Regions from separate parts of the Homo sapiens genome. Here region 1 is linked to region 2. A link is a contact called in ENCODE Hi-C or POLR2A ChIA-PET data. All regions are on one chromosome and are shown on one strand. Each heading gives the region's core, a stretch centred on a gene start or an enhancer-like site at or near the end of the contact. The rest is flanking DNA. Distances are from core to core; before and after follow the strand shown. Region 1 has its middle 340 kb from the start of CBLB. Region 2 has its middle 250 kb from the start of CBLB.

Region 1 (4,388 bases), core at 493-2,992, 91 kb before region 2:
TACTGAAGTCATACAGCTGACAGTGAGATTTTTATATGTATTAGCCTATGTCATTTTCATTTCCTGGTTACTGAAAATCAAGCTTCCTTAATGTTAAGAATGGCCTGAAGTCACATTGAATTATAGTGTATTATACCTGAGATGTAACCTTCTAGAAACATTTAGTAAGCCTCTACTCGATATTACACAATGTCTCAGTCTTCAAAATAAGTTCAAAACCCTGTTTGGAACAAAGATAAATCCACTGGAAGCAATTATTATTATTATTATTATTTGAGACAGGGTCTCGCTGTGTCACCAAGGCTGGAGTGTAGTGGCACCATCTCTACTCACTGCAACCTCCACTTCCTGGGCTCAAGAGATCCTCCTACCTCAGCCTCCTGAATAGCTGGGACTAGAGGCGTGTGCCACCACACCTGGCTAATTTTTGAATTTATTTGTAAAGATGAGGTCTTACTAGGTTGCCTAGGCTGGTCTGGAACTCCTGAGCTCAAACCATCTGCCCACCTCACCTCCCAAAGTGCAGGAATTGCAGGTGTGAGCCACCACACTCAGCCTAGAAAAAATTAAACAATAGAGATGCCACAGTTAAGTGCTAAAGTTTGTGCTGCACACTCTAAGTAGGAAGGGAATAGAGGGAAAAGGAAACCAAGTAATAACCACTAATTTACATGAATGTAAGTTAATGGATATGATGTCCAGCCTGATGGTTAGCACATGGCAGATACTCAACACTATTTCTATTTTGTTTGTTTTTAAAAAGGGCTTGATCAGGGCTCTCTTTGAAAGGATGAGAATACTTCATAAAGAAAAAAATGAAAATTCCATACAAAAGATTGTGCATTTGTAATGATGATCCTTATGATACTCTGAGCATTCATTCAGGGGAACAGAGAGGAACAAAGGTGGGAATGAAGAGAGAGTTCCGTAGATGATATTTTGTTTACTGTGATCTATAACCTCTGGTCTCCAAAAAAAAATTCACAACCACTTCTATGATTAAACTATTATGCTTATTTCAATATTCCCCTGTCTTTGCAACAAAACTATTCAGCTTGTGACATGGAATAAGATACAGCAATGATTCCCATTCTCCTTGAATGGGAAACGGTAATGATGTGTTGGGTTTTTATTGTTTTTTTTTTTTTTTTTCAAAAATACAACGACTGATGTAAGTGATGACACAAGTAACCTAATCATTTGTTTCCTTCCAGTTAGTTTAACCAAAGTGGAAACTATGAAAGAGAACACAAATAGTAATCATTATTTCCTGTATTTCAGCCTTCCTCAGCTTCTGTCTGTACATTAGCAAAGTTCTAAGGGTTTCTAAACTTTCATCTTTTTCCTCGCTTTGTAATTTGAGCTTGATTGCTCCCTCTCTGCTACGGAAGAAAACATATTCTATAATCTTTTTAAAAACATGGTAAACGTATCATTCTATATAAAAACAATCTGAATAATAAAAATAGAGGTCTATTTTATTTCCATTTCTCCTTCCTTTTCGTTTCTGCGGTACAGATCATGCCTTTGTATCTGACTTATTTTCCGCAGGTAAACCTGGCCAGGCCTTGGCACCATAGAATAGAGTTTCCTTTAAAAGCTGTCAGGCGTTTCCCTGACAAATATATACTTGTAATTGGATCTCTCTGCTTTAGTAATAGTGATTCCAGATGGCTGCTTCTAGAGGAAGCAAGAATTTCCGGCTCCACAATGGTGTGGTTAACAGAGCTCTTCCCCTAGCCGCTCTTAAGTCGAAGAACTGTGTGTTTCGAACTTCCTGATTGATCAAGTATTATAAGAAGAGTTCAGGTTTTAGACAGGTTCCTTTGGGGGAGAACTGTAGTTGAAGCTCTTACTGCTGCAAAGATGCCCATGAGGAAAACACAAAGTGAACTTTTCTCTCAGCACCAGTTAACAACCAGTGATTGTTAACTGTTTGGTCTCTTGTGCATCTATAGCAGAATATAAATAACGTTCATAGAGTTCAAGTCCTGAAGTTCAACACATGGTACTCTAAAGGATGTTAGGTAAAGTTACCAAATGCATAAACACATTAACAGCAAAGGACATGTGAGTTGGAGATTAAAGCTCAAGCATAAACTTGATATCAGTTCTTGTCAGCTCCTAAACTATTGCATAGAAAACACTCTTTCTAATCCAATTTAAGTCTTGCAGAAAGCTTAGAAGGCTAGAAAAGCAAGTATTTTACATCTATTTTATAGATGATGAAACTGAGGCTGAAAATTTAGGCGATAGAGACAGGGTAAATGTGCATCTGTATATTCCTATTTCAGGTCTCCTTCGTAAGCACTAGGCTGCCTCATTACATCAGCATCAGGGGAGGGATGAGCAGTGAAAAAAAAAGTCCTGATAAAAATAATGATGAAAAAAATAACAATAATAAAGCCACAGGTAGGTAGTTCTTTGTGCATTAAATTTGACGGTCTAAAACTTCCAGTTCTCTCCAAAGACCTATTCTTTTTTTTTTTTTTTTTTTTTTTTTTTTTTTTTTTGAGACAGAGTCTCACTCTGTAGGTCGTGCTGGAGTGCAGTGGCGCTATCTCGGCTGACTGCAAGCTCCGCCTTCCGGGTTCACGCCATTCTCCTGCCTCAGCCTCTGAGTAGCTGGGAATACAGCCACCCGCCACCACTCCTGGTTAATTTTTTGTATTTTTAGTAGAGACGGGGTTTCACTGTGTTAGCCAGATGGTCTTGATCTCCTGACCTCCCAAAGTGCTGGGATTACAGGCGTGAGCCACTGCTTCCGGCCCGAAAAACCCACCATCTTGGCCGGGCACGGTCCCTCAGGCCTGTAATCCCAGCACTTTGGGAGGCTGTCGCAGGTGGATCACCCGAGGTCAGGCGTTCGAGACCAGCCTGACCAACATGGTGAAACCCCGTCTCTACTAAAAATACAAAAATTAGCTGGGCATGATGGCACGTCCCTGTAATCCCAGCTACTTGCGAGGCTGAGGCAGGAGAAAAACTTGAACCAGGGAGGTGGAGGTTGCAGTGAGCCAAGATCCCACCATTGCACTCCAGCCTGGGTGTCACAGCTAGACTCTGTCTCAAAAAAAAAAGAAAGAAAGAAAGAAAGAAAAACCCCACCATCTTTTATTATTTACGACTATCTTAATTTGGTTCTTGCAAAAGGAGACCCTTAGACAAGATTTTGGGTGTAAGTAGTTTATTTGAGGAAAATACAATGAGAGGGTACAGAAGTAAAGCACAGAAGAGAAGAGGACCAATAAAAAGTGCATCAATAAATGGAGTTACCCATTGTCTGTGAGAAGTTCTGCATGAAGGGACCCTGTGAAACAGTGCATAAAACAAAACATAATTTTCTCACTAAGGAGAGAGGAAGCTGGAATGTTATACATGAGCTCTTGTTTCTCATTGCCTGAAGGTTACTCATGGAGCATTAACTCCCTGGCATTTCTGGTTTGACTCCTCTGTACGGACAAAGAAGGCTCAAAGGATATACAAAACTTTTATGCAGAGAGAGAAATAGAAAGCCATAGTGGATGGGGGAAGCTTCAAAGAAATAAGGGAATATGAACAGGGTACCACCAGCATTTGCTAAAATTACCTGGAAGGAAGTTGACACGAAAGGGTGCTTTGATGAATGTGAAATATATTACAACAGTGAGTCAGAGAAGTTGACTTTTCTGTTTCCTTAAATATTCGATATGAGTGTGTGTGTGTGTGTGTGTGTGTGTGTGTGTGTGAAAGAGAGATGGTTAATTTCATGTGTCAACTTGACTGGGCTAAAGGTTGCCCAGATAGCTAGTAAAACGTTATTTCTTGATGTGTCTGTGAGAGTGTTTCTAGAATAGATTAACGTTTGAATCAGTAGACTAAGTAAAGAAGATTGCTCTCACCCATGAAGATGGGCATCACTTAATTTATTGAGGGCCGCAGTAGAACAAAAAATGGAGCAAGGGATAATTTGCTGTCTCTGATTGATCTAGGACATCTATCTTCTCCTGCCCTAGGACTTCCTGCTCCTTGTTCTTGGGCCTTCAGGTTTGAACTGGACTTATACCACTGACTCCCTGCTTAGACTAGAACTATATCACCATCTTTCCTGAGCCCCCAGCTTTCAGACAGCAGATCATTGGCCTTCCTAGCTTCCACGATCAAGTGAGCTAATCTTTCATAATAAATCTCTTTCTGTATGTGTTCATATATTCTATTGGTTTTGTTTGGTCTCTAGAGAACCCTAATACAGCATGTATGTGTGTGTGTGTGTGTGTGTGTGTGTGTGTGTGTGTGTATGTATTAACTTCCCTCAGTCAGATTTTATCCTACCACATCTTTTCAGTGCAGAGTTGTTTCAGTGGTCCAAAATTTTATGAGATGTCGAATTTTTTTCTATGATCTGAAAC
Region 2 (4,259 bases), core at 156-2,655:
CTGCACTAAAAGAATGGCTGAAGGAAATTTCCTAAACAGAATAGAAACAATAAAGGAAAGAAATTTGGAGCATGAAGAAGAAAGAAAGTGCATGGTAAACAAAAATATGAGTAAATACAATATGACTTTTCAAAGTTAAGTACTGTTACTTGGCCTCTGCTAGTCTAGGATTCCATCATTCTCATTGCTAAGAATCTTAGATCTGTGATAAAAAGCCCAACTTACAAAGGAGAGCCACTACTGACCACAACTGACAATAATGTTGGCCCACTACACACACAGACATAGACACGCACACACACACACACACACACACACACACACACACGCAGTGTACTAAGTTGGTAAATACAGTGTCCCGTGGGCTGACAAGATGAACACAATTGGGGAAATCTGTGAGGAAATAAAGAAATCAGGATCATGGGGAAGAATAAACTGAACAAATATTTGATTTTCAGTCATGATCTCATTGGGAGCTCTGGAGTGCAAATGGCACCACAAAGTTGTTCCATCTTGATGCACAAGATTGTTTACCCTTGATTCAGTTAGCTCTAGCTATAAGCGTCCTCCGGGCAGTTCCATAACTTCCCAGACATTTCAGGGTAAAAGATTTCCCATTGGCCAAGGACAATTCTCCAGAGAAGAATTCAGATGTTAATCATTGCAACACTTACAGTAGCTGCAATATGGGCACACCAACTCAGTAAGTAGTTCTAGGCAGGGCACCAACTGTGTTTACTGTAATTCAGAGAAGGCATAAAAATCCAAGTGGGCTACACTGGGAAAAAAAGCTATATAGTGAGATTGAACATAAGAAATGGTTAGAGTTATTTAGTAGGTAGAATGGACAAGTGATATATTCAGCAAAGTGATAGAGGCAGGATTGATTATAAAATCAATCTAAAATTATTAGAGAGTGAAGAACTCCAAAATTCATATATGGTCTAATCAAATGTTATATCTTCTTTTGGTAATTAACATTTTGTTTTTCTTTTAAATATGTAACGTAAATTCATATACATTCAAAATTCCAAAGGTACAAAAGGGTACACAATTAAAAAAACACCCTTTCAAACTTACTTATTGGTCATCCATTTCTCTTACACAGAGTCAAGTTCCTATCTCATTTCAGAGAAAGTCTATGTATAAACACATAAATATTTTATATTTGCCTTCTTATTTACATAACTGTAAATACATGTTTGAGATCAACCCATATTAATACATAAAATTGATAGTTGTTTACATTTCTAACAGTTTTGGGGAGGACAATTTGGCCTCTATCAAATTCATAAATATGCCTACTCATTGTGGTCAACTGTGCTGAGAAATATTTTAAATATTTGCTTCCATCCCTATGGGGAGATAATTATATATCCACACCCCATTGATGTCAGCCTTAACCACATGACTTTCTTTGTGAATAGAAAGAAACTGCATAATATTTTTGCAACTTCAGAATATTTTTATATGACTGCATTATATTTTATTTGGCCACTTCCATACTGATGAGCATTTAGGGTGGTTGTAATAGTTTATTATTACATATAATATAGTAACAGATATCCATGTATGTATACCATTTTATATAGTCCTGAGTATAGCTACAGGATAAATTTAAACAAGTAGAACCACTGAGTTAAATGCTATAGCTTACATCAACCAGATTACACTAAACTATTCCATAATAACAAATGATGTCAAACTCTTGGTAGCTTATAACATTAAAGATTGCTCTCTCACTCATGTTACATGTCTATTGCAGGCTACTTTGGCTTGGATTAAAGGAGTAATCCTCTAGGACATGCTAGGTTTTTGGTAGAAGGAAAAGAGAACGTGACTAACTGTGTGAGGGTACTTAAAGTTTCTCCTTGGAAATAATAATACATGTTGCTTCTATTCACAAAGAAAGGCATGTGGTCAAGGCTCAAATCAATTGGGTATGGATATATCCTTATCTCCCCATAGGGATGGAAGCAAATATTTAAAATATTTCCCAGCACAGTTGACCACAATGAGTAGGCATATTTACAAACTTGATAGATGCCAAATTGTTATCCTCCAAACTGTTAGAAATGTAAACAACTATCAAAAATATATATTTCACCCATTTCCTCACTGATACATTATGACATCAGACTCTTTAATCTTGGTCATTTCAAAAGAGAATATATTTTAATATAACCCTAATTTTAATTTATCTTATATTGAGTGAAATTCAGACTATATTCATGTTCATATTTAAGTATGCCTTGGCAGAGAAATATTTGAGAGTCTTCTTTGATTAACAGTCTTTTAACTTCTTTTATCTGGATACCACAATTCTATTAATTCAGTCTATGATTATTAATGTTCTGTTGTTTTTAAGTCAGCTCATGTCTACAGAATCCAGATTTTTTCGACATACTGACAGCTGTTAAGCTCAGTCCCTTCTAGCTGACAAGCCATGTCCTCACCATTTTGTATTTTTAGCAAATTTTAAAAAACAAAACACAAATGTGTATTTTTGTGTCATTCTTCTGGATAGAATCTTTTTGTATTCAGTCCAGTATTTCAACCTATACTGATAAAAATTTGCATTTTTTAAAATGAATTCTCCTGTTAAAAACTAATGTAAGCAGATATGTTGAAAATCCAGGCAAGAAAATAAAATAGCCTGTCTATCATTACTCAAGGATGAATATTTATTTTATCACCTTTCTTGTCAGTCAGACCACCTAGAACTGAACCATCTGGGAATCTGATCAATATGCTTTCTAAGACTTTATTCAGACACTCAAAATAATTAATAGTGTCAAGCAGGTTTCTGGCTTTTTCTCTAGCTTCTTCTCAGTTGGCAATTTTCAAACAAATGTACAGTAATTAAAATCATCATTCACATAAACTTCTCTTCCATAATGGGGTGTCTCTTTCCTTAGGGTTTTTGAGAGTGATTAAGAATTATAGGACTGGGCACAAAGTGGCAAAGAAAAGTGGAGAAGATTGAGTTATTGGGATGGCAAAATTTTTTTTCCAGAGGTAAGGTAAAAAAGTCAAACAACAATCAATTCTATAAACCCAAGGTCTGCAAATAGAAAGGACCACCTATGAATACAAATCCTAGAAGGTCCAAAAATGAGAATCAAAGTTGGCAGTAGAGAACACCTGAGTTCGATTCATATAAAGGCAAGACCAAGCCAACTGTTGTTTAGGGGCAGGGAAAACTCAAAATGTGGTCAATTGCTTTGAGTATTTAACTTGCTCTTAGCCAGGGAGGATGTCTGGGGCACAAAGGTTTTCTGTCCTGTTCTAAGGGTTCATTGTGTCAGAGCCATCTGACAGCCTCCTGTGTATCCTCCTCCTTAGAGCTAATAGGTGTTTCATAAGGATATTTACATTTATATTTGCAAATATAAAATTTTAAAGCATAGTGTAGAGTTCTTGAATGGGACATGAAAGACATTGCAAGCTGCCCATTAATTCACATCTAACAATACTTTCTAACTTTGATAAAGTTCAATAAATTTCAGTAGAAGAAACTCAAAAGTAATACCATTGTTTTAATTTTAGCTGCTATAACAAAATACTGGCAGCCGCCGCCGCCCGACCGCCGGGAGGATGGAGTTCAGCGGGCAGCGGAGCTGTCTCAGTCTTTGCCGCCGCGCCGGCGAGCGCCGCCGGGGAGGCAGCGGCTGGAGGAGCGGACGGGCCCCGCGGGGCCCGAGGGCAAGGAGCAGCCGCCTGCCTTGGCCTCCCAAAGTGCCGAGATTGCAGCCTCTGCCCGGCTGCCACCCCGTCTGGGAAGTGAGGAGTGTCTCTGCCTGGCCGCCCATCGTCTGGGATGTGAGGAGCCCCTCTGCCTGGCTGCCCAGTCTGGAAAGTGAGGAGCGTCTCCGCCCGGCCGCCATCCCATCTAGGAAGCGAGGAGCGCCTCTTCCCAGCCGCCATCACATCTAGGAAGTGAGGAGCGTCTCTGCCCGGCCGCCCATCGTCTGAGATGTGGGGAGCGCCTCTGCCCCGCCGCCCCATCTGGGATGTGAGGAGCGCCTCTGCCCGGCCGAGACCCCGTCTGGGAGGTGAGGAGCGTTTCTGCCGGCTGCCCCGTCTGAGAAGTGAGGAGACCCTCTGCCTGGCAACCACCCCGTCTGAGAAGTGAGGAGCCCCTCCGCCCGGCAGCTGCCCCGTCTGAGAAGTGAGGAGCCTCTCCGCCCGGCAGCCACCCCATCTGGGAAGTGAGGAGCGTCTCCGCCCGGCAGCCACCCCGTCCGGGAGGGAGGTGG

What was found. A loop is a pair of places that touch in the nucleus more often than their neighbours do. ChIA-PET counts read pairs that join two places held with the same protein, here RNA polymerase II (POLR2A). Pooled maps may share reads with other maps.
Region 1: a loop to region 2 is called in a map of PC-3, with 3 times the contacts of the local background. The contact joins two enhancer-like sites. A Hi-C loop is called at or near these places in 2 of 168 maps with a recorded cell type or tissue (PC-3 and PC-9) and 7 of 50 pooled maps. POLR2A ChIA-PET finds 5 or more read pairs at or near these places in 2 of 52 experiments (BJ and CD4-positive, alpha-beta T cell).

What each region holds. Positions count from the first base shown.
Region 1 is chr3:106,203,670-106,208,057 of GRCh38, reverse strand. No RefSeq gene overlaps it. Among named protein-coding and RNA genes, the nearest start is that of CBLB, 340 kb to the right of the region's middle. Within about 2 kb of position 1,742, at least 7 of the 41 ENCODE cell types and tissues checked have a DNase peak (open chromatin) inside an H3K27ac peak, as active enhancers do.
Region 2 is chr3:106,112,082-106,116,340 of GRCh38, reverse strand. No RefSeq gene overlaps it. Among named protein-coding and RNA genes, the nearest start is that of CBLB, 250 kb to the right of the region's middle. Within about 2 kb of position 1,405, at least 3 of the 41 ENCODE cell types and tissues checked have a DNase peak (open chromatin) inside an H3K27ac peak, as active enhancers do.